Linked DNA regions of Mus musculus: region 2 is linked to region 1. Evidence: chromatin loops called from intact Hi-C (ENCODE). Cell type or tissue: gastrocnemius. All regions are shown on one strand. Each heading gives the region's core, and the rest is flanking DNA. Links, peaks and the distances in the headings are about the cores only. Region 1 holds the start of Spocd1. Region 2 has its middle 24 kb from the start of 1700108I11Rik.

Region 1 (9,063 bases), core at 699-8,698:
AAAGGAACCTGAAGGGCACAGGCTCACACCGGTGTTCCTTCCCAATGAACGGCAGTCTCAAAGGCATCCACGGGGCTTCTTACTCTACCAAAAAAGTATGCATTTGTGTGTGTGTGTGTGTGTGTGTGTGTGTGAGAGAGAGAGAGAGAGAGAGAGAGAGAGAGAGAGAGAGAGAGAGAGAGAGAGAGAGAGCATCCATGCAGGTGCAGAGGAGGGGGCAAAATGTCACCCTCTATCACCTCCACCTTATTTTCTGAGACAACAAGGTCTCTCACTGAATCTGGAGGTAGGCTGACAGGCTGCCGCCAGCGAGCCCCGGTGAGCCTCCTGTCTCCATCCCCCACAGTACTCAGGAGACACAGGCATCCTGGTCCATGCTCAGTTTCTTATTCGGGCATCTCGCTTTTGCAGGACCCCTCTCACCCGCTGAGCCATTTCTCCAGCTCTGGGTTCTGAAGTGGCAATATCTAGCTTCTTTGGAAAGTTAGTTGTGTCAAATGATGTTTTGCTGGGGCACACAGGTGAAAGAATGTCTTGCTAAAGCAGACATGTGAACGGATGTTTTCCTGAAGCAGACACAGGGGAAAGGACGCTGGAGGCAGGAGTATAACTATGACCCCACAGACAGTGGGAGACGAGCACTGAGCATTGGCTTGGTTTGTTCTGCCTCCCTATGCACTATGCATCTCTAGGCAGCCATTGAGAGAAGCTTGCCCAAGAACTGCTCATGAGGTTCCTGCAAACCCCCCCCCCCAGCCTCACTGAGGCCAGTTGGGGAGCCTAACGGTTCCTCAGGATTGAGCGACAACTGCTGGTTCATGCCTGGTGTCGGCCTGCGGAGAGAACTGGTCTGTAGCTGCCAGTTCGTGTGTGCTGTCTGCCTGTCTAGAGGACTGGTCTGCAGCTGCTGAGTCGTATTTGGTGTTTGCTACAGGACTGAACTGCTGCTGCCAAAGAAGATGGAGCTTGCTCCCCCAAAGAACTACTGCTGAACAGGTCAACTTCCCCACCAACACTACCCAGTGGTGAAGCCAGAGCTTTGTACATAGTAGAATAAGCACCCTGCCAACTGAGCCAAGTCTCAGCCTAACTGGGACATATTTTAAATATCAGAAGGCAAAATAAAATAGGATACAATTATGCCAGTTTGGGGTAAGACGAGATGAGTGTAGGAAAAAGATTCGTGATAGGCCTGTTCTGAACTCAGGTCGTGCTGGGGGCTGCCGAGTGCAGGGTTTGCAGCTCATCCTCCTTAGCGGCTTTCTTGTTGTTGTTTTGGTTTGGGTTTTTTTTTTTTGTTTATTTGTTTATTTTGTTTGTTTATTGAGATGTGTAACCCTGGATATCCTGGAATTCACTCTGTAGACCAGGCTGGCCTCGAACTCACCAGAGATCTGCCTGCCTCTACCTCCAGAGTGCCGGGATTAAAGGCGTGCGCCACCACCCCTGGCTCCTCTTTATTTTCTAAGACAAATTAAAATTCTTTTGAAATGAAAGATGACTAGTTGGGGGACTGGAGAGATGGCTCAAAGACTAAGCATGTTTTTTGCTCTTCCAGAGAACCCAAGTTCGGTTCCCAGCACCCACTTCAAAGTTCACAACCACCTGTGACTCCAGCTCCAGGATGCAGCGCCCCCTTCTGGCTTACACCGACTCCTGCACTCACGGGCATACACTCCTACACAGACACACAGGCAAAGTGAATAATAAACAACAACGAAGCAGAGCAAGTGTTTTGAGTCAGGTGTAGTGACACATGCTTGCAATCTCACCATGCAGGAGTTGAAGGGTCGAGGGTCAGAAATTCAGACCAGACTTGGCTACATTGGAAGTTTGAGAATAGCCTGGACCTTGACCTACCATCTCGACAAAAGCCAAAATATAGATGCTTGCAAGAATAATATCACAGAGTTGGGATAAAATTATCCTACAAACAAGGATAAACACATAGGCAGCTCATTGCCTCCTGTCTCAGTGTTACTAATGAGCTCTTTGACCCTGACTGGTCATTTTATCTCTTGGAGCCTCTGTGACCAAATCAGTGCAATGGGTATATATCATCAGTGTTTACCTCAGAAGTTGTACAAAGATCTCAGATAACACACTCAGCACCTGGCATGTTGAACAAGCTTAGCCGATGACATTGAATGCGCAAGCACACAAGACAAACTTCCTGGGTTTGGTTCCCACTGTCACTTCCTTTTCTTTGCTTCATATAATTATATCAAAAGCATCTAGCACATAATACACGTTCAATAAATATAAAAGCAATCGGTTATATGGGAAAAATAAGTACTATCTTCCACCCCTGGCTTGTAGACATTAGATATGGTTATTAACAAAATTCATATCATAATTAAACAGACAACGAATGCAGAGAGAAACAGTGACAAGAGAGAACACGGAAGGATGGAAGCCCCGACTCCATCCCTGTGTGAACTTGGAGAGGTCTGTTAATTCCCCCGAGCCTCAGTTTCCCCATCTGGTAAAGTGGGCTAATTCTTGTCTTGAGGGACTATTACTAACACTATAAAAAAAGCAAACATCACTCAGGTGGCAGAGGCAGGCGGATTTCTGAGTTCGAGGCCAGCCTGGTCTACAAAGTGAGTTCCAGGACAGCCAGGGCTATACAGAGAAACCCTGTCTCGAAAAACCAAAAAAAAAAAAAAAAAAAGCAAACATAATGGAAGTGGAGTGACTTACCTCCCATCTTGAGCTAGACACTTTATTTTATGTCCTATCTCATTATCCCATTAAAGAGGGGTGTGTATATCCTTTTTATTTCAGACAGGGTCTCACCAGGTAGTCCTGGTTGGCCTGGAACTCACTTTGTAGACCAGGGTGACCGCAAATGCATAGAGACCTACCTTTGACCTGCTTCTGCCTCCAGAATGCTGGAATCAAAGGCATTTGCCATCTTACCCAGCTTATTATATATATTATTAATCTTATTGAATGAGAGAAAAGTTATTAAAGAATAGTGGGAGGCAATTCCTCCAGGAAGTAGGCTAGAGCAGGATTTGAACCCAGGACTTGCTGCCTCTAACAGATAATGGGCCCTCACAGGAACTCAGTAATGTCGTTTATTTTTTTCCTTTCCTGACTCTAGAATTTCAATGTATAGAATCTGGGAAGCTGGGCTTAGTAAGCCACACACCTGTAATCCCAGAGACTGAGAACCTGAAGCACTAGAGTCAAAAGTTCAAAGCTACTGTAGGCTACAGTGAGTTCAAAGCCAGCCTAGGCAACTTAGTGAGAACCCCATATCAAAATAAAAGGGGCTTGGGGGATGCGGTTTAGTCATAGAGTGTCTGTTTAGCGTGTGTGAGGCCCTGGGTTCAGTCCCCAACAAACCAAACAGAACAAGTCCGAGAGAAGACGCTCAATAAGAGACACTGGAGTTTACTTCTGTTAAGTGCCACACCCAGCCATCCTACCCTAAACTATCAGCTTCAACTTACCAGTCTGGGAAAATCCTTTTTACTGGCTCCCTCTGCGTGATCCTGGCTTGAGTCATCTGGACTTGTCCAAGGCCGCTTCTTCACATGTGTAGGTCTTCTCTGCTCTAGGGGTGCACCATCGAGCCCACCCAAGGGCTCTGGGGAGCTAGCACAGGAATTGGCTGGGGCAGAAAGTCCTTGTTCCAGCTCCATCCTGGACCCTGACTGGGCCTTGTCCTCTGGCCCCACCGGGTCAGGTGGAGTGCCAGGGCTGCCAACCACAAACGCGGGCTGTACTTCCTGCTGATCTGTAGAATCCTCAGTCAGCACCTCTGGGTACAGTGCTGGACTCTGAAGAGGCTCCTGGGTGACCAGACTAAGGGGCTCGCCTCCAAAGAGCCCTGGGAATTCAAAAAGGTGATCAAGGCTGTCTGGCGCAACCCCATCCTTAGAAAAGAGCATGTTTTCAACCTCGGTTTCTACAGCACATTCCACCCAACTTCCACCTGGCTCTCCAGGCTCAGTGTCCTTAGAAGAAAGAAGCCTTGGGGGACCTGCAAAGGCCTCTGGAGAAGCACACTCGGGAGGGTCCCCATCTGGTCTTTGACCAAACCTCAGGGAAAAACCTGACTTTTCCTCCTCCTGGGGACAGATTCCACACTTCCTGCATTTCCTTCGGAAAGGGGGCAGGACTGGAGATGGGGGCGGGCCCTTTGCACTGAGCCCCTCTTTGCTGAGTGTAGGATCCTCTGGGGAAACCATTCCTTCGACAGTGGTGGCTTGTCTAAAGCTGGGGCTGCTGGCCTCTTCCATTCCTGCTGGCCCCTCTGTACAGACCAGTACTCTATCTGGGAAGTCCAGTGATGTACCACAAAGACTTCTGGAGCTTCCAGTAGCCAAGAAGTCACACAGAGAGTCCTGGAACCTAGACAATGTCCTCTGTCCACCAGCCCTGGCTAAAAACTTGTCAACAGGCCTATGTGGAAAAGAGGGAGGTCTCAGGGAAAGCCTGACTGGGTAGTCCTCCCCGGCTTGCCAACTCACCTCCTAGACATGCTCCCTCCCCCGACCCCCACTCCTCGCACTAGTCTGCAGAAGGGAAGCTATCCAGATAGGGCCACTCCTCTGAGCTTCCCAAGAGCTTTTTTACCCTTTAAGCTTTCTGCTTAAATGAAAAAGGGTAAAAGTCACTACTTATCAGTGACACTGTGAAATGAGGTATCTCGCTTCACCCTAGCTGGTTCAGAGACTGCCCAAAAGCACACAGAGAGCAGAAAAGAGGAGATTCTCCCAGAAATGCAAAAGCCAGCTCCACACGGAGCAGAAATCTCAGCCCTATCTATACCCCACTCCTATAAACAGGACTCTGAATCAAGCCAGTCCCTGAACGCACTAGGACCTCCGACCTAAAGCTCCAACCGCTTACATCTGAGCTGCTACAGCTCCTTCTCCTTCTACTCCTGGGGGGCCGGGGGGGGGGGTTGAGGGAAGAAGCACGTGATGCGGAGAAGATGGTCCTGGATCCAAGGGGTGGGAGGCAGGACCTGGTGGTGCCCAGCAACGGCTCCCTAGGGGTGCTGGCGTTCTTGTCCAGCAGGAGGCGCTCGCTCCCTGCCGAGGGCTTCTGGGAGGAGGTGCCAATCATTCTGCCTCCACGCGACCGGGCGGGGTGCGGGGTGCGTGGGCAAAGGAATCGCAGACCCCCCGGATGCCGAAAGCTGCCTAAGATTGTAAACAGAGTGGAGGAGGTGTCTGAAACCCCTGGGGATTGTTAAACTCAAATCTGATTATTTTTCCTAATTAGATATTTTAATATTGTCTGGCATACAATATATCTAGACACACATGTGCCTTCTAGTCGAATAGAACGTCAAGAAATAGAAAAGTTTAAACTTCCTCTCATTTCTCAACCCTCTACTCTGTGGAACTTTGGGGTTTTTCTTTGTGGTCGATTTTGTTTGCCTGATTTCATAGCTATGGGTGACACTCCCATGCACATATCACTTGGCTCTTAAAATTTAAAAACCAAGTGATATGGCACTTAATAATCCATTAATCTATTAATTATTTATATTTATTGTTAATAGTATAATTAGTTGTTGATTATATATATTATAATTTATGATTAATTAGTTATTGATCCCACATGTGGTGACTTTATTTACTATTCTTTCCCCCCTCCACCCAGTTTTTAGTTTTTGAATATTTTTTAATTTTTAAAAATTGAATGTATTGGGCATGGTGGCCCATACCTTTAATCCCAGCACTCGGGAGGCAGAGGCAAGCGGATTTCTGAGTTCCAGGCCAGCCTCGTCTACAAAGTGAGTTCCAGAACAGCCAGGGCTATACAAGAGAAACCCTGTCTCAAAAAAAAAACGACAAATAAATAAATAAATAAATAAATAAATAAATAAATAAATAAATAGGAGGAGGAGGGAGAAGGAAGGGAAAGAGAGAGAGACAGAGAGAGAGAGAGAGAGAGAGAGAGAGAGAGAGAGAGAGAGAGAGAGAGAGAGAGAGAAGCAAAGTAAAATGTGAAGTCTGCCCAGCACCACCCTCTGCCTTTGAATTCAGAGGCCAGCCTGGGTGTATAAGACCCTGCCCCGAATTAAATAGATACAACAAATAAAATACCAGTTGCAAGGGATTCTGGGAAGCCACTTCCACCTCACCTCTTCCCAAGAGAGCAGGAAGGCACACTGGAATGGGAGAATGGAAGCAATATTTGAAAATATCTTTCATCTAATTAATATGTCAATTGCTTTCTCTCTCTTATGAATTTTGATTTGATTTGGCCTCATGAATCTCAGACTGGCCTAGAAATCAGTAAGTAACCAATGGGAGCCTTAATCTTCTCACTTCCAGGGTGCTGGGATCACAGGTGTGGACTACCACAGTGGTTTATGCCATGCTAGGGATGGAGCTAGGGTTTCGGGCATGGTGGGTAACCACTCTGCCCATTGAGCCACATCTCCAGGCCCTCAGTGGGTATTTTTAAATATCAGTCATGTGTTAAAAATACCCCATGTCCGTGGGGTATTTTTAAATCTCACATTACTATTGTGGATTTATGTGTCTAAATTCCTGCTTTAGATATTTCAAAACCACTTTTTAAGAAGCATTCGAAAAATACTTTTTTTTTTAAAGTATGGAACTCAAGGATAATGTTTGTCTTAAAAGCTTATTTATTTCAGCGTAATTTCCAGCTTGGGAAGAAATAAAGGTGCAAATGTATATATTTCTAGAATCTCCGTGCATGCCTCGCCTGCTCTCCTGCTTATTTGCTCTGTGTGTTATCAAGGAACACTCCCTACAGCTCAGCAGCCGGCCACAGGGCTGTCTGCTAAGCTCTGAATCCCCTGTGACCTTTGGGTCCCAGGCTCCAGCTTGGGCACTGGAGTGTCCTTGGCTCTGCCATCTCCTGTTCTAAGGTGTCCTTGTCACTCCTTGTTTCTCACAGCCTTGAACAGTTGTTGAGGGGGACCGTACTCCTCTTGCACAGTGCTTATCAGCTGGGGTTTCTCTAATGGCTTCCTCCCGCATTCGGCCTTCTTCAGAGTGCCACTGAGGGGAAGTGTCTTCTGTCACGTCCTACTGGGGCAGGTGACAGCTCCCAGTGACATTAACCTTCACCACGGGTAGAGTGTTTTCCGGATTTGGCCACGGCCAACTTGCTATTTTAAGAGTGTTAAGATGGAGAGAGGTAGTATTTTCAAAGGCTTTTTCAAAGTGGCGTTCTACAACGTCAAACAGAAAAACAATGCAGCCGGCTCCTCCTAACATTCTGCCTTTGCTTTCTGTATTTTCCTTGTTCCACAATTAATATATATGATAGAAAATTTGTTTGTTTGTTTGTTTGTTTGTTTTGAGACGAGTGTCTCTATGCAGCTCTGATTGTCCTAAACTCAGTGTGTAGACCAGGCTGTTCTTAAACTCACAAAGACCTACCTACCTACCTCTGCTTCCTCAGTACTGGGATTAAATTTCTTTTTTTTCTTCTCTTTTACTTTTGTTAAGATTCACATTATTTCTGCTGGGCAGTGTTGGCCCACACCTCTGACCCCAGCCCTCCAGAGGCAGAGGCAAGCGGATCTCTGTGAGTTCAAAGCCCGCCTGTTCTATAGAATGAGTTCTAGGACAGGGAAACCTTGTCTTAAAAGAAAAGGTTTTTTTTTTCTTGCTTTATTTTGAGATATGTGTCTTTGTGTCTGTGTGTGCACATACCATGTGTATATGTATGTTTGTGTTTGTGTATCTGTGTCTGTGTGTTTGTGTATCTGTATTTGTGTGTGTACCTGTGAATGTATGTATGAGTGTGCGTGCCTCCAGAAGCCATAAGAACGCCAGATCCTCTGAAGCTGGAATTATGGGCAGGTGGGAACCACCAGACATGGGTGCCGGGAATTGAACTCAGGTCCTCTGAATGAACAGCACATGCTCTTAGCTGCATAAACTAGAGGGAGCTGAGGGAGGGTGACCCTGGCACCATAGGTAACTGCCAGAGAAATGAGGAGTGCTCTACTCTCCTGAAACCCAGCTATGCTCCCAAGGGGCTGTGCCAATTTGCTCTCTATCAGCAGTAAGTGTACATCTGCAACATCCAGGATCCTCAGGCTTATACAGTATCTACTGTAGGTGATGTGTGTGTCTCTCTCTCTTCCTCTCTCTCTCTCTCTCTTCCTCTCTCTCTCTCTCTTCCTCTCTCTCTCTCCTTCCCCCACAACCCCCTCTTTCTACTTCCCTCTCTCCTGTCATAAACACATCTTGCTTTTTTTTTTTTGCTGTATTTCTTTTAAATTTAAAAGTAGAACTCAGAGAGATCTGCCTGCCTCTGCCTCCCAAGTGCTGGGATTTAAGGTGAGCGCTACCACTGCCCGGCTTACAGAAGTAGAAATAAATTTTATGTTTCCAATGAGTTATCGGAGGCTGTAGGAGAAGTGGCTGGGCAGGGCTGGAAGGCTGGACCATCAGAGGAACTGAGGGAGTGTGTAAAAATGGGGGCCACAGATGGAAGCAAGCTAAAGGCTTGGTAGAGAACGGAACAAGAAAGAAGCAAACAGATGGCCTCCAGGAAACAGGACAAAATTCGCACCCAAAAAAGAGGTGTCTTAGCACACATTGTATTGCTGTGAAGAGATGTCATAACCAAGGCAACCCAACTGAAGGCTTGCTCGTGGTTTCAGAGGTCTAGTCCATCATCCTTGTCATCACAGCAGGGAGCATTGCAGCACGCACTGCACTGGAACTGAGAGCTGCATCATGATACACAGACACAGAGAGACTGAGCCTGGGTCTGAGCCAGGGCCTGAGTGTGAGCTTTTGAAACCTCAAAGCCTAACCCAAGTGCCATACTTCCTCCAACAAGGCCACACATCTATGAGTCTCTGGGGATCGTTCTTAATCCGACCTCCACAGGAAGCAAGCAGGGGTGAGAGTGGGACTGGCATGGTCCCAGGCTCCTGCACTTGATGACGGATGTGTTCATAGTGGCCAAACTCACGAACTAGAAAACCAAAGAACAGACCCTGGGAGCTTCCAGCCAGAGGCTCTGTGTCCCAAGGCTCAGTCCACAGGGCTGAGGATCAGACACAGGGCTCCATACATGCATGACCGGACACAACTG
Region 2 (9,063 bases), core at 802-8,801, 52 kb after region 1:
GACAGACAGGCAGGCAGGCAGGCAGGCAGACAGACAGAAGACAAGTAAAAGGAAGCAGTGAGACCAGTCAGGAGCTGCTGCTGTAGAACGGCTGGGACAATAGTAGTTTGAACTAAGGCAGAATTGGGGTAAGCCCTGGACTGAGGGCTGAGTTTGGTGAGGTTCAGGCAGATCTCTGTGAATTCTAGACCAGCCTGGTCTAATAGAAAGATCCAGCAAAGCCAGAGGGAGATCTTATCTCAAAAAATAAATAAACCCAAAGAGATAAGAGGAAAGAAAATGAATCGGACGGGTCCATTCCTCACCTGCCCGAATTTCTGGACTTATTAGAGAACGGGTAGGCAGTGAGGGGAGGTTGAGGGAGCCCTGTGGAATGGCCCTGTGCAGCCCTGTGGAATGGCCCCGTGTCTTCTGCTTCGCTCAGTCTTCATTCCTGGAGTATGTTTTTGCCGGGGTAGAATTCTGGGCTGGCATTTCATTTTCTCTGAGCATATTAAATAGCAGAGATAAAAGTAGCCGAGCAGGTGACGAGCTCACACAAATGAGAACTGAAACATGAGACTGAAGCTGAACACTTGCTTAGCATCCTTCCACAGGCCTCGGACACACACACACACACACACACACACACCTTTCAAAGTGACAGAGAAAGAGAAAGAGGGGGAAGAGGGAAGGAGGGGGAAAGGGAAGGAGAAGGAGGAGAGGGGAGGAGAGAATAGAGAGAAAAGAAGGAGAGAGGAGGAGCCTGAAGCCGTTGGCTGTCAGCAAACTGGAATATTCCAGATGTTCTAGAATGTTCTAAAACTTCAGGCAGCTAGGAAGCCATCCCAGGCAGCAGTTCTCAGTGAGCACTGAGTGTATAGACTGAGCTGAGGAGGACATGGCCGAGCCAAGGTGAGGCTTAGGGGAAGGTTTCTAGTGTAGGTATGAGGGCAAGCACAGCCAGAGACATCTGGAAGAATCCAGAGCAGAGAAATAACCTGACTATGGCCAGCAGCCTGGTCCTGACCATGGGAGGGTGGGGATAGAGATGAAGACGAAGAGAGTGGGGTCAAAGAAGACCAAGCTAGAGGGGCAAGAGAGAGGGGAACAAAAGAGGAAAATAGAAAACAGGAGAGAGAGAGAGAGAGAGAAAACATGGCAGAAATAGTAGGCTGATAAAGATATGCTGATAGGTACCACAGATAGCCACGTGGTCCAAGGATCTTTCAGTCACAAAACTTGATAACAACAACAACAATAATAATAATATACAATATATATATATATACAATAATAATAACATCTATGAGGTTTCAGAAATAAATATTTGAGTCAAGTGATAAAGATTACCAGACTGGATAATGAGAATCCAACTAGACCTACAAAAATATATGTGTCTTGTTTTGGTTTTTTTGTTTGTTGTTTGTTTGCTTGTTTAACTGATTGACTTTGATGAGACAGGATATCTCCATGTAGCCTTGGCTGTCCTGGAACTCTCTGTGTAGACCAGGATGACCTTGAACTCACAGAGATCCACCTGCCTCTGCCTCCCGAGTGCTGGGATTAAAAGCATGCAAAAGAAAAAAAGAAGGAGAAGGAGAAAAGGAGAAGGAGAAGGAAGAAGAAGGATAAAGAAAAGAAGAAGAAAGAAGAAAAGAAGAAGAAGAAGAAGAAGAAGAAGAAGAAGAAGAAGAAGAAGAAGAAGAAGAAGAAGAGCAAAACAAAACAAAACTCTCTCAGTCTGTTTATGTTGCTGTAACAGAATGTCTGCCACTGGGTATTCTGCAAAGATCAGTGCTAAAGGCCAGGCAGTCCAAGGTCAGAGAGCTAGCACTGGCAAGGGCTTTTGTCCTCTCATAACATGGAGGAAGGTAGAAAGGCAAGGAGAAGAAGAGAGCAAGAGAGACAGACAAATTTCCCTTGTCCTCTACCTAACTTAAGAGGGCTGTGCCCTCATGAGGCCAAGTGCCTCCTAGGCTAGAAGAACAGCTCAGTGGCGGGCTGAGCAATTGCCTGTCACGGGTGGAGGACCAGCTTCAGTTCCCAGTACTGGGTAGGTGGGGGAAGGCAGGGAGGCCGAGATGTCTCAGCTAGTGAGGGTGGGCACCCAGCTCTTGGGCCCATGTGGTGGAAAGAGACTTCCCACTCCTTCAAATTATCCTGACTTCTACATCTGCACCACGGCAGGAATTTCCTCCCCATACAGAAATAAACAAATAAATATAAAACATCTTTTAAAAATTGGTTCCACTTTTACCACCTGACATGGGTTCTGGTGGGGAGAAACATTCAAAACGGTAACAAATGCTAAAAAGCAGCAGCCCACTGAAAATAGGCTTTTAAGGCTATACTTTTAGTAATGGGAGGTCACTTTATAATGTTTAAAGGCTCGATTTTCTAGGAAGATACAACAATCTAAATGTGCGTGTACCTAATAACATGCTTTCCAGAAGGTGTAGTCAAAAGAGGAACAATGACAAAGAGTAGCAGACAAACCGCCATCATGGCAGGAGACTGCAACCCAACACTCAGGTAATTGCTGGAACTAACACAAAGAAGCAGTCACAGAAGAGGTCAGGTTCCCGGGCCTGATCCAGAAGGCACCTACAGTGCATTCCTGCAACCTCCATGTTCCCTGCCAGCACTCACGGAAACCCAAAAACCAAATGTGTCGTGGGACCTTCAGTTTGAACAAATTTGAAAGCATTAAAATTACACAGACTGTTTTCAGACCGCAGTGCATTTATATTATAAATTAATAAAGAAACGGTAACTGCAAAAATCTCCATTATTTGGAAACGACGATATTTCTAAATAATTCATGTTAGTCATTGACTACAGAGAAAATTATAACGATGTCTTCCGAGGGTTAAAAAAATGAGTAAAGTTTTAAAAAGTAAAAAAAAAAAAAAAGCAGGCATGCTAGCAGATAGCTGGAGGCTGGCTAATGAAGCTACAGTGTTTAGGGCAGTTTTTCATTCTGGGGGCGAAAATGAGACATTGATTAATTTTTAAGATTTCATAAGTCAGGTAGCATGCTGAATTACCAGGGTACAGGAAGAATAAAACCAGAGAGGACAGCTTTCAAATCAGGAAATAAGAACAAGATGAAAAACCAAATCTCAGAAGAAACAGGCAAAAAAAATGTAAATTAGGAGGTAAGAGGTTTGAATATATGCAAACTTCTACACGGATATTTAAAACGTGGCTTCCAGCCATATCTGGGGCTGGGCATGGGAAGATTTAGTTCCTCTGTGGTACCGAGGACACGAGGGCAATGTCCACAGCCCCACCAGCATCCCTCAGACCTCATTACCTCTGTCTCTGCTCTCTGATCCTTATCAGAAGACACAAGAGGTCTCTCTGCCCTGTTAGGGACCAAAGGGCGAATACAGTCTTCCCTCCACCCACTGGTGAATTAGCACAGATGGCCCTGTGACATTCTCATAACCACCTCCCTGGCAAGAATGGATACATTCTAAAGAGACACTTGTGCCCCCCCCGCCCCCTTTGGCTATCAGACTATTTAGAGAATGGACCCCAAGAAATTAGTTTCTCCAGGAGTTTCCTGCTGGAAGAGGAACCGGGAGACACCCTGGGAGACTTGGAGCTGAGAGAGTGGCGATCGGGAGACCATATTTGCCAAATTGCTCAATTATGTATGTCTCTTGCTTTCTGTTTAAGCCCTATCCTCAGGTCAGGACCCTGAAGATAGACTTGGAGTTGGGGGAGGGAGTCACTGGATCTTTTTGTTCCTCTTCCGGGTTTGCTCACATTGAATAAATTTCTCTCCGCTTTTCACTGTTAACTTGGCTCCTTTTTATTTCCTCCTTAAGGAAGTGCGGCCGAATCTGGCTTGTTTGGGCACAGGTTATGACCGATTCCCGGGTGTCCCAGGGATCTCAGCTTGGGGCACACCCTTCCCTGTACCATCCCCCCCACTCGCTGGCATTTCCTGCTCTCCGCTGAGACCTGCATGTTAATGTTAGACAGCGTCTCCAGGAGCAAACGCGTGGCTCCTCTGTCAGTTTCCAGGGCCTGTGTTAGCTGCTTCTGCTCCAGTGCGCATGCACTCACAGAGGCACTCGCCTGGGTCAACCAATCTTCTGTTAAGGGATGCAAGCTGGAGCACGAGGTGTGCTTGCTTGTCTTGGGGCTAAGAGGTGGGGAGACCAGCCCGCGACTAAGCATCTTGAAGACCCTGGAGACCCTGCCTGCTGCCTGGCAGCGACCACCCACATCAAAGGCTGCAGTGGCCAGGGAAAGAACTGGTATCTTTGTTTTAAAAATCTGCAAATTTTGCTTCTTTTTTTTTTAAAGAGTTGTTTATTTTTACTTTCCGTGTGTTTTGCCGGAGTGTATGTATATGCTCCCTGTGTATTCCTGATGCTCGTGGAGGCCAGAAGAGGTGGTTGTATTCTTTGGAATTGAAGTTACAGACAATTGTAAGCAGCCATATGCACCGGGAGCCAAGCCCAGGTCACTTCCAGTCCTCTCTACAGTCCCCAAGGTTGATGTAGTCCAGGCTGGCCTTTAAACTCCTGAATGCTGGGCTGTGCACATACAGCATCATGTTTTCTACAGTGCTGGGGAGAAGCCTAGGTTTCATTCAGGCCAGGAAAGCACCCATCAGGACAGGAACGCCCCCAGCAAATTCATGAATGTTCTTAAAGGAAAATGGGCCAAGACTCTTCTTCATTATTATTTGATTAATTGAGAATATCATACGTGGATACAGTGTATTGGGACCATATCGGCCCTTCACTGCCCTCTTCAGCTTCTCTCATCCTCCCATCCCCCTCACAACTTCAAACCTTCCTTCTCTTTTTTTTATTTTTAAAAACCAATTTATTTTGATGCGGATGAATAAGTTGCTTGCAGGTATGTATGTCCACCACCTGCATCCCTAGTGCCTGAGGAGACCAGAACTGGGGACAGAATCCCCTGGAACAGGAATTACAAGATGGTTGTGACCTGCCATTTAGGGGCTGCTAATGGAACCCAGCCAACCAGAGCTCTCAAACTACTTAGCCATCTCCAACCTCCTCCCCAACTCCTGCTTCCCCTCCCTTTCCCCTCCTCTTCCTTCTTTCTTTCTCTCTTCCTTTCTTTTTCTTTGGACAGAGTTTCTCTGTATAACCCTGGCTGTCCTGGAACTCACTCTGTAGCCCAGGCTGGCCTTGAACTCATAGAGCAACTCCTGACTCTGCCTCCCAAGTGCTGGGGTTACAAGTATGGGTGTGCAGCGTCCCTGTCAAGTCCAGGGGACAATAACTTGAGGCACTTTTCCTGCTCCTTTGGCTGTTCTGCGCCATCTTCAGTGATGTCCTCGGAGCCTCAGGGCAAGGGGTTGTGATACAGAGAGCGCTTTAGGGACAAGCACTCAACAATTTCTCAGTCTCTGTATTTTGACTGGTTGTTGATCTCTATTAATCTCCATCGACTGGTGCAGGGTGGGGGTGGGGGGGACAGGCAGAGCTTCTCTGAAGGGACTCAGGAATTATTCTAGAGAGCAGGCGGCCTAGGAGGTTTTTAGTCCACTTTGATTTCATAAGAACTAGATGGGGGTTGGGCGTGGTGGTATAAGCCTTGAATCTCAGCATGCGGGGGGGGGGTGAGGGGGGGCGAGGCAAGAGAATTGTCATGAGTTCAAGGTCTCTCTGAACTACCTATTAAATTTGAGGCCAGCCATAGCAAAAAAAAAAAAAAAACAGGGCCATTATTACTATGTCCACCATAGCTTGTTTATAACAACAAAACCTGGAACTATTTGGAGTCTACGGACGGAGACGCGGTTAAATAAGGATGTTACACCCACATGCTCAGCGGGAAGTCGGGCAGCTGTTAAAATGATGATGCATGCTTGCGCCTGATGTAGGAGCTGCTCACATAGTTATTATTTTGTAGGGAAAGTAGGTTACATATCACTATTTTATACTACAACCTGATTTTACGCCTGAATGCAAGATGGTATAAATGCCCACGGACGAGTGTAATTATATGCAAAGTATTTGGGAAAGTGTTTGGAATGAGACGGGTGGAACATTACCAGGACTTACTGCTACAGGACGAGTGCGTGCCTAGGCTTTACCGTATGCTTAACTGTATTTTAATTTTTTAAAATAATGACCGTGAAATAAAAAGGAGTAATAAAAAAAAAAAAGCATGAAATCCATGGTTGGGGAGAGGAGGAGCTACAGACGCGGCTAGCGACATGGGCGACTCGGACAAAAAGTGAGTTGATTCCTTTTTCAGTGTAAATGAAGCTTTATCTGGCTTTTGTCATTGAGGTGAGATATAGAGAGTATATAAATGTGCTGCTTTAATGATTGGTGAGTGTGTAGTCCAGTGACGTTGAGTCTGTTCATTCGTCATGGGACCATCGCCACCCTCCAGCTCTAAACCTTTTCTTTTTCTCAAGCTGCAATTCTGCAAGTGCCCATGCCACGCCCATGCCCACACCCATGCCCACGCCTCCCTCCTCCTCAGCTCCTGGCAATTGCCGTTTTGATGTTCTGGGAGACCCAGATGCTCTGGGTGCCTTGTTTAAGTGGCACTTGCCTTTTCTTTAACAAACACAAAGTTTTAAGGCTTATTTTCACTTTACGTGTATGGTGTATGAGTGTTTTGCCTGCATGCATGTATGTGCACCATGCGTGCCTGTTGGATCCCCTGGAACTGGGGTGACAGATAGTTGTGAGCCACTGTGTAGGTGCTAGAAATTGAACCTGAGTCCTTTGCAAAAGCAACATGTGCTGTCAACCACTGAGCCATCTCTGCAGCCCTGGGCACTGGCCTTTTCACCTGGCTTGGTTCCCTGAGGAGAATCTAATGTCTTCAAGGGTCATCCAAGTCACAAAAAGAATTGTCTTCTTTTTTAAATAATGTTTTCATGTGTGTTTGTGTGTGTGTGTCTCCCTCTGTGTGTATGTGTGTGTGTGTCTGTCTATGTATATGTGTGTGTCTCTTCCTTTGTGTGTGTGTGTGTGTGTATGTGTGTGTGTCTGTCTATGTATATACGTGTGTGTCTCTTCCTCTCTGTGTATATGTGTGTCTCTCTGTGTGTGTATGTGTGTGTGTGTCTCCCTCTCTGTGTCTGTGTGTGTGTGTGTGTGTGTATCTATGTATTTGGGATGCTGGGCTACCAGAAGGTGCATATGAAATTCAGAGAACCTGTGGGAGTCACTTCTCTCCTTCCACTCTGTAGGTTCCAAGGACAGAGCTCAGGTAGTCAGGCTTGACAATAAATACTTTATCTACAGAGTCATCTCCCTGGCCCTTTTTTTCCTTTTTAAAGGCAAACTAATATTCCATTATATTAGAAGAAAGGAGAGAGGGAGAGAGAGAGAGAGAGAGAGAGAGAGACTGATTGATTTTGCATCCTCATCCACTCATGAACACTGGGATTGTTTCCAGCTCTTTGGCTCCTGTGAACAGCGTTGCTATGAACACTGATGCTTTATCCAGCTTTAATTAAAGGTCACTGTCATAGTGTGAATCTAAAATGTCCCCCACAGACTCATCTTGTGCGCTTATCCTCCATCTGGTGGAGCTATTTTGGGAGGATATAGAACCTTTGGGAAGAGGGGTCTAGCTAGCCATTGTAAGCCACCAGGGGCAAGCCTTTGAAGGTTGAATCTGGTCCCTGGTTTCGGCCTCACTCTGTTTTCTGGTCGCAAGCCGCGTGCACAGCCTCTGTTACCGACCCACTGACCAATGACCTGATGTTCATTGTTCAATGTTCTTCAGCTGTGTCTCTCACCTTGATGGATAGAAAGCCCTGAAACTGGGAACCCAAGTCAGTCCCGCCACCTGTATAAGTGGCCTAACAGGAACTAACAGGCTCATGGAGCAGCCCATGGGCAGCCTCTGTAACTGCCATGGGCCGAGGTCCCACAAATGTTTGCTAGGCTGATGGTTTGAATGTGACCCTCCTCCACAGGCTTGTGTGTTTGAACACTTGGTCTCCAACTGGTGGCGCTGTTTGTGAAGGTTGTGGAACCTTTTAGCTACAAGGGCCTAGCTGGACTTAGAGTCACAGAGCTTCTGGGCACTGCAGCCTGGCACTGCTTCCGGCCCAAGTTCTCTGCTTCCTAATGGGCTAAGCTGTAAGCCAGGCGCTTCAAGATCCCACAGTCATGGCTCTGACTGCTCTGCCTTCCCAGTAGGCGGATCTCTGAGGTCAAGGCCTGCCTGGTCTACAGAGTGAGTTCGAGGACAGCCATGGCTACAAAGAGAAACCCTGCCTCAAACAAACAAACGAACAAACATCCCTTGCGTCCTGTCAAACCAAGAAGCAGGATAAGCCTTTACCTCAAGCGACTTTCGTCAGGTGTTTGGTCACAGCAAGCAAAAAAGTGAGTAATACCCGAAGCTGCTGAGCCCCAGGATGGAGGCCAAAAACCTTGAATTCTTTGCTTTATAGAAGTCCCAGAAACAGCCCTCCGAGGGAGTAAGCACTCCAGTCCCCATTCTGTAGAGGCTCTTAGGCTCCAATAGTCACGTTGCATGTACAAGGACACTGTATTAAGTAGATAAGAGAGACTGACATACAGATATAGAAGCAAGTCACCTTGACACGCAGGACCCCCTAGTTGCTCCTGTCACAGTCTGCCCAGGCTATCGGGCTCTAATCCAAATTCTCTGCACACACATTCTCGCACACTCACTCTCCTAGCAGAAGAGCCTGTCCAGGACAGGGCTGGGCTCAAAATAGAATAAGATGGCCTCCTGCAAACCTGGCTTCATGCTCCGCACACGTGGAACAGTGATGTACCGATCCTGAATGCTAAGCACACGCTACTCCCAGAAAAACACTCCTAGTCCCAGATACTCAGCTCTAAGTATGAGTATCTAAGTATGAGTCAGGGCTGCTGGCAACTCGAGGTGCTTGCCAAGAAGATCTGATGCCCTAAGCTCAAAACAAATGACTCCTATTACACCACACACACATACACCAGACACATGGGCACACATGCACACACCACACATATGTCACATACATGGACATACTCCCAAGGACACTAGACATACACCAGACACATGGACAGACACATACATATATTCACACACTTAAACACA

The links. Hi-C counts contacts between places; a loop is a spot of excess contacts. Peaks named below come from ENCODE experiments on the same cell type or tissue, not always from the same donor. Only the 100,000 strongest peaks of a DNase experiment are listed, where the experiment ranks them.
Region 2: it touches region 1 in a loop (2.5-fold over the local background); 13 of 42 quality-filtered maps call a loop at or near these places.

The regions. Positions count from the first base shown.
Region 1 is chr4:129,924,602-129,933,664 of GRCm38, reverse strand. It overlaps Spocd1, which reads right to left and starts at 4,898. Exons shown (of 15, transcript XM_017320505.1): 1 at 4,867-4,898; 2 at 3,462-4,416. The coding sequence starts at 4,868. In gastrocnemius, for the core only: no CTCF peak of the experiment used is centred there; a DNase peak (open chromatin) is centred at 5,049; H3K4me3 peaks cover 1,007 bases; H3K27ac peaks cover 3,032 bases.
Region 2 is chr4:129,872,334-129,881,396 of GRCm38, reverse strand. No RefSeq gene overlaps it. Among named protein-coding and RNA genes, the nearest start is that of 1700108I11Rik, 24 kb to the right of the region's middle. In gastrocnemius, for the core only: no CTCF peak of the experiment used is centred there; a DNase peak (open chromatin) is centred at 4,003; H3K4me3 peaks cover 1,228 bases; H3K27ac peaks cover 1,901 bases.